2 separate regions of the Homo sapiens genome follow, and region 1 is linked to region 2. Evidence: chromatin loops called from intact Hi-C (ENCODE). Cell type or tissue: PC-3. All regions are shown on one strand. Links, peaks and the distances in the headings refer to the core of each region. The heading gives the core; the rest is flanking DNA. Region 1 overlaps OGDH (oxoglutarate dehydrogenase). Region 2 has its middle 13 kb from the start of ZMIZ2.

What was found. A loop is a pair of places that touch in the nucleus more often than their neighbours do. Peaks named below come from ENCODE experiments on the same cell type or tissue, not always from the same donor. Only the 100,000 strongest peaks of a DNase experiment are listed, where the experiment ranks them.
Region 1: it touches region 2 in a loop (13-fold over the local background); 10 of 110 quality-filtered maps call a loop at or near these places.

The regions. Positions count from the first base shown.
Region 1 is chr7:44,632,281-44,635,194 of GRCh38, forward strand. The region is part of intron 2 of OGDH (oxoglutarate dehydrogenase); the gene reads left to right. Among named protein-coding and RNA genes, the nearest start is that of OGDH, 27 kb to the left of the region's middle. RefSeq lists an enhancer at 1,851-1,900. In PC-3, for the core only: no CTCF peak of the experiment used is centred there; DNase peaks (open chromatin) are centred at 1,211 and 1,711; H3K27ac peaks cover 2,500 bases.
Region 2 is chr7:44,734,098-44,737,011 of GRCh38, forward strand. No RefSeq gene overlaps it. Among named protein-coding and RNA genes, the nearest start is that of ZMIZ2, 13 kb to the right of the region's middle. In PC-3, for the core only: no CTCF peak of the experiment used is centred there; DNase peaks (open chromatin) are centred at 164 and 1,534; H3K4me3 peaks cover 269 bases; H3K27ac peaks cover 2,500 bases.

The DNA of each region.
Region 1 (2,914 bases), core at 176-2,675, 100 kb before region 2:
GAGGATCACTGCATCTTTTGGAGCTCTTCTTTTTGAGACAGGGTCTCCATTACCCATACTGGAGTGCAGTGGCACCATGATAGTAGCCTCAAACTTCTGGGCTCAAGTAATCCACTCCCCCGCCACTCCCCCACGCCTCAGCTTCCTGAGTAGCTGGGAGTACAGGTGCACACCACCATGCCTGACTAATATTTTATATTTTTTATAGAGACAGGGTCTTGTTTTTTTGCCCAGGCTGGTCTCAAACTCCTGGCTTCAAGCCATCCTCCTGCCTTGCCTCCTAAAGTGGTGGGATTACAGGCGTGAGCCACTGAGCCTGGTGGATGTTTTTTGTTGTTGTTGTTATTGTTGTTTTGAGATGGACTTTCGCTCTGTCACACAGGCTAGAGTGCAATGGCACGATCTCGGCTCACTGCAACCTCCGCCTCCCCGGGTTCAAGTGATTCACCTGCCTCAGGCTCCCAAGTAGCTGGGACCATAGGCGCGTGCCACCACGCCTGGCTAATTTTTTGTATTTTTAGTAGAGACGGGGTTTCGCCATGTTAGCCAGGATGGTCTCAATCTCCTGACCTCATGATCCGCCTGGTGGATGTTTTTAATGATTATCCTTTTGTACTGTACTTTAAGAAAAAAAAAATTTTGTTTAATGTCAGAAATTGAAAGGGGAGAGAGATCAAAAATACCTTAATGGGGCCAGGCACAGTGGCTCACGCCTGTAATCCCAGCACTTTGGGAGGCTGAGGTGGGCAGATCACGAGGTCAGGAGATCGAGACCATCCTGGCTAACATGGTGAAACCCTGTCTGTACTAAAAATACAAAAAATTAGCCGGGCATGGTGGCGCACCCCTGTAGTCCCAGCTACTTGGGAAGCTGAGGCAGGAGAATGGCGTGAACCTGGGAGGCGGAGCTTTTAGTGAGCCAAGATTGAGCCACTGCACTCTAGCCTGGGCAACAGAGCGAGACTCTGTGTCAAAAAAAAAAAAAAAAAAAAAACCCTCAATGGGAAAGTAGACTCCAAGAGTGAAAAGGAGCAAATTGTTCCAGTGAGTTCCATTCTGTAGCACAGGTGGCCACAGGTGCTTGCCTTTGAGGAAATGAAAGAGCCATGCTTTGTAAGTCAGAGGCAGGCTCAGCTTCCCCGCACAGTCTGAAGCTGGGTGGCGGTGAGAAATTACTAAAAGGTTAGTGCCGGTTTTTTAGATGAAGTCATCATGTTATTAAAAAATAGTCTGTTTAGTCTCTAGGTTACTGTTCTCTGGCTCCCCTCCCCATCCAAGACTCCCTTGGAGGGAGGTTTGAGGACTTTGGGATTCTCATATCTCTTCGCGTCCATGATTGGATCGTGAGGTGAGGAGATAGCCTTTAGAACCCTCTCTTTGAGTGGTCAGTCACGTGGTATTCCCTCTGAAACCCTGGAGCAGATGCTTTGTGTAGCTGGGCTGGGGTTCCCCCAAATAGGGTTGCATAATTATTGAGGACAGATGAGGCCTCAACCAGACGACCACAGGTGACCCCAGACTGTGGGTCTTCCTCACCTCCTTGAGAGTTGCAATTCTGAGAGCTGATAAAATGTGCCATTGTGTGCAGATCTGGGTAGTTTGAAGCGTTCTCATTTCCTGAGGTGTGTCAGAAAGACTGCGTGAGAAAGGGGTCACAGTATCTTGGATGTCATCTTTTCATGCAGTAAAAAGTCTGGTTTCCATGAATGTTTGTATAACAAACCACCTCAAAACTTGGCACCAGTGTAGCATGTCTCATGACTCTGTGGGTTGGCTAGGTTTCCCCACTCCTCCCACTGCCAGCTCCCTTGGAGCTGAGGCTCACACCAGGCTAGAAGCCATGAAGGCCTCTGATGTGTCTGGCAGTTTGTGCTGGCTGTTCACTGGGCCCTGCCATCCTCCAGTAGGCCGGAGCGATTCCTGCACAAAGTCCCAGAGTAGCTCCAGACAGGGAAAAGAAAGGCTGTGGGGCCTTTGAGGCCTAGGTCCAGACCGTACACTGCTACTCCCCACGCCATTACCTTGGTTAGAGCAAGTCACAGACAACCCTTAGGGACATCCGTTTGGGGAGAGGAAAAGGCATGGCCACTGGACAGCCCTCCACAGCTCTTTTCATAATGACCTGATAGAGCAGCCACCTTTAGTCTAGTGCAGAATCCCAGCAAATATCATTCTGATATCAGTAGATTCCATAGGGCAGAGCTGAAGCAGCTGTTCTTTGCTAATCTTGGAAGTTTATTGATGTTTTATTTACACACCTGTACAGACAGAAGATAATAGAGATTGTTTAGAAATATTCTGTCACCTATAATGACTAAGCATTGCTATAATGGAGCATGTGGTTTCCTTAATTGAAGAATACCTAAATAGAAGCCCATTCTTAACTGGCCTCAGTATAAACAGCTTGTAGTGGCAGGTCACCAGGCCTGGATCACAGTGCCCTACCTTGTTTTTGCTTCATAGGCAGAATGGTGGTAAGTGGTACTCTGGCCTGGGCAAGGTCTGAGCAAGGCCTGCATTGATGGAGGGTCCAGAGTCCAGCTCTACCATCTGCACATTTTCTTTGGAGACTTGTGCTTAGCCCAACAGCATGAATCATTTGCTGAAGGCTCTGGAGGTGGGCATTCCATCCACAAGTCTCCCCAATAGGGAGTACCCTGTTTGGACATACAGGGTAGTCACACATATGGGTTTTAAATCTTGTTCTTAGGATATTTTCAGGAAAAGCTCTGGCCCACACGTTTAGGACCATTTCCTGGGCAGCATTGGAAGGAGTGGTAGAGGTCATGCAGGCCTGCCCTGTCTTGTGTGCAGGAAAAGAATGAGTTGTTGGTCTACACTGAGGCCGGGATGGGAGGCCTGCCCCTTACAGCAGCGCCGGCTGAACTCCAGGCTGGCTGGTCACATGGTGCCC
Region 2 (2,914 bases), core at 130-2,629:
GACAGCAAAGTTGGAAAACTCACACTTCCCAATTCCCTTCCCTTCCCTCCCCTCCCTTCCCCTTCCTTCCACTCCCTCTCCCTCCCCTCCCTTCCCCTCCCCTCCCTTCCCATCCTTTCCTCTTCCTTCCCCTTCCCCCTCCACTCCCCTCTCCTCCCTTCCCCTCCCTTACTCTTCCCTCCCCTCACCTTTCCTTTCCCCCTTCCTTTCTCCTTTCCTTGTTTGTTTTGTTTTTACAGACAGGATCTCTCTCCCAAGCTGGAGTGCAGTGGTGCAATTATAGCTCACTGCACCCTCAAACTCCTGAGCTAAAGCAATCCTCCCATTTCAGCCTCCTGAATAGCTAGGGCTACAGGTGCATGCCACCAAGCCCAGCTAATTAACAAAATATATTTTTTGGCTAGGTGTAGTGGCTCACACCTGTAATCCCAGCACTTTGGGAGGCCGAGGATGGCAGATCACCTGAGTTCAGGAGTTCCAGGCCAGCCTGGCCAACGTGGCGAAAGCCTGTCTCTACTAAAAATACAAAAATTAGCCAGGCATGGGGGCGGGAGCCTATAATTCAGCTACTCAGGAGGCTGAGGAGGGAGAATTGCTTGAACCCAGGAGGCAGTGGTTGCAGTGAGCCAAGATCATACCACTGCAATCCAGCCTGGGCAACAAGAGCAAAACTCCATCTCAAAAAAAAAAAAAATTCTTTTGTATAGACAGGATCTTGATGAGTTGCCCATGCTGGTCTTGAACTCTTGGCCTCAAGGGATCCTCAATCCTCAGTCTCCTACAGCACTGGGATTATATGTATGAGCCATGGAACCTGGGCCCCAATTTTAACTTACTACAAAGCTACAGTAATCAGATCAGTGAGGTACCGGCATAAGGAGAGATACATAAATCAATGGAATAGAATTGAAAGTCCAGACATAGGCTGGACGCAGTGGCTCACGCCTGTAATCCTAGCACATTGGGAGGCTGAGGTGGGCAGATCACGAGGTCAGGAGTTCGAGACCAGCCTGACCAACATGGTGAAACCCCGTCTCTACTAAAAATACAAAAATTAGCCAGGCGTGGTGGCGGGCGCCTGTAATTCATGCCACTGCACTCCAGCCTGGGCAACAGAGCAAGACTCCATCTCAAAAAAAAAAAAAAAAAGGAAAAAAAAATAAGTGAAAGGACAATCCACAGAATAGGAGAAAATGTTTACAAATTATATCTGATAAGGGACTTGTGTCCAGAATATACAAAGAATTCCAAGTTGGGAGCAGTGGCGTGTGCCTCTAGTCCCAGCTACTCAGGAGGCTGAGGCAAGAGGATCACTTGAGCCCAGGTGTTAGACACCAGCCTGGGCAACACAGGGAGACCCTCATCCTCTTGAAAAGAAATCCAATTTAAGAACGGGTAAAGGATCTGAATAGTCATTTCTCCAAGGAAGATATACAAATGGCAGTAAGTATGTGAAAAGATTCTCAACATCATGAATCATTAGGGAAATGCCAACGAAAACCACAATGAGATGCCACGTCACACCTACTAGAATGACTAATAAAAAGACACAGGATGTAGAGAAGCTGGAACCCTCATACACTGCTGGTGGGAATGTCAAATAGTACAGCTGCTTTGGAGAACAGGAAGATCATCTGGTAGTTTCTCCAAGTTTAAACATAGAGTTACCATTAAACCCATTAATTCCACTTACAAGTATGTACCCAGAGAAGTGAAAGCATGTCCACACAGAGACTTATACATGAATGTTCATAGCTGCATTATTCATAGTAGCCAAAAAGCTGAAATAACCAAAATGTCCATCAACTCATGAACAGATAAACAGAATGTGGTGTATCCCTATGATGGAATATTATTCAGCAATGAAAAGGAATAAAGTGCTGATACATGCTACAACATGAATAAACCATGAAAGCATTATGCTCAGTGAAAGAAGCCAGATACAAAAGATCACATATTTTATTATTCCGTATATATTAAATGTCCAGAATAGGCAAACCATAGGAACAAAAAGTAGATTATTGGTTGCCAGGGGCTGGGGAGGAGGTAATGCGGAATGACATCTAATGGATATAGGATCTCTTCTGACAGTGATAAAAATGCTCTAAAATTGATTATGTTCATATACATAACACTGTTGAATTGTATACTTTATATAGGTGAATTTTTTTTTTTTTTTGAGATGGCGTCTTGCTCTGTTGCCCAGGCTGGAGGGCAGTGGCGCAATCTCGGCTCACTACAACCTCCACCTTCAGGGTTCAAGCAGTTCTCCTGCCTCAGCCTCCCAAGTAGCTGGGATTACAGGCGTGTGCCACCACACCTAGCTAATTTTTGTATTCTTAGTAGAGACGGGGTTTCATCATGTTGGCCAGGCTGGTCTCGAACTCTTGACCTCGTGATTTGCCCACCTCAGCCTCCCAAAGTGCTGGAATTACAGGCGTGAGCCACCACACCCACCCCAGGTGAATTGTATAAATGTGAATTTATAGCTCGAATAGACTGTTATTAAGAGCAAAAAGAGGCTGATGGTAGTGGCTCACCCTTGTAATCCCAGTGCTCTGGGAGGCAGAGATGGGTGGATCACTTGAGCCCAGGAGTTTGAGACCAGCCTAGGCACACAGGGAGACCCCATCTCCACAAAAAGTACAAAAATTAGCTGGGCATGGTGGCACGTATCTGTAGTCCCAGCTATTTCAGAGGCTGAGGTGGTAGGATCACTTCAACCAGGGAGATTGAGGCTGCAGAGGGCTCTGCGTTCACACCACTGCACTCCAGCCTGGGCTACAAAGAGACCCTGTCTCAAAAAATAAAAATTAAAAAAAAAAAAAGAGAAAGAGCAAAAAGAGAGGGCTGGCAAGGGCTGGAGCAAGGGCAGCATTGATTGGGTGTTGCGAAGTGCTTGGATGTGGCTCAG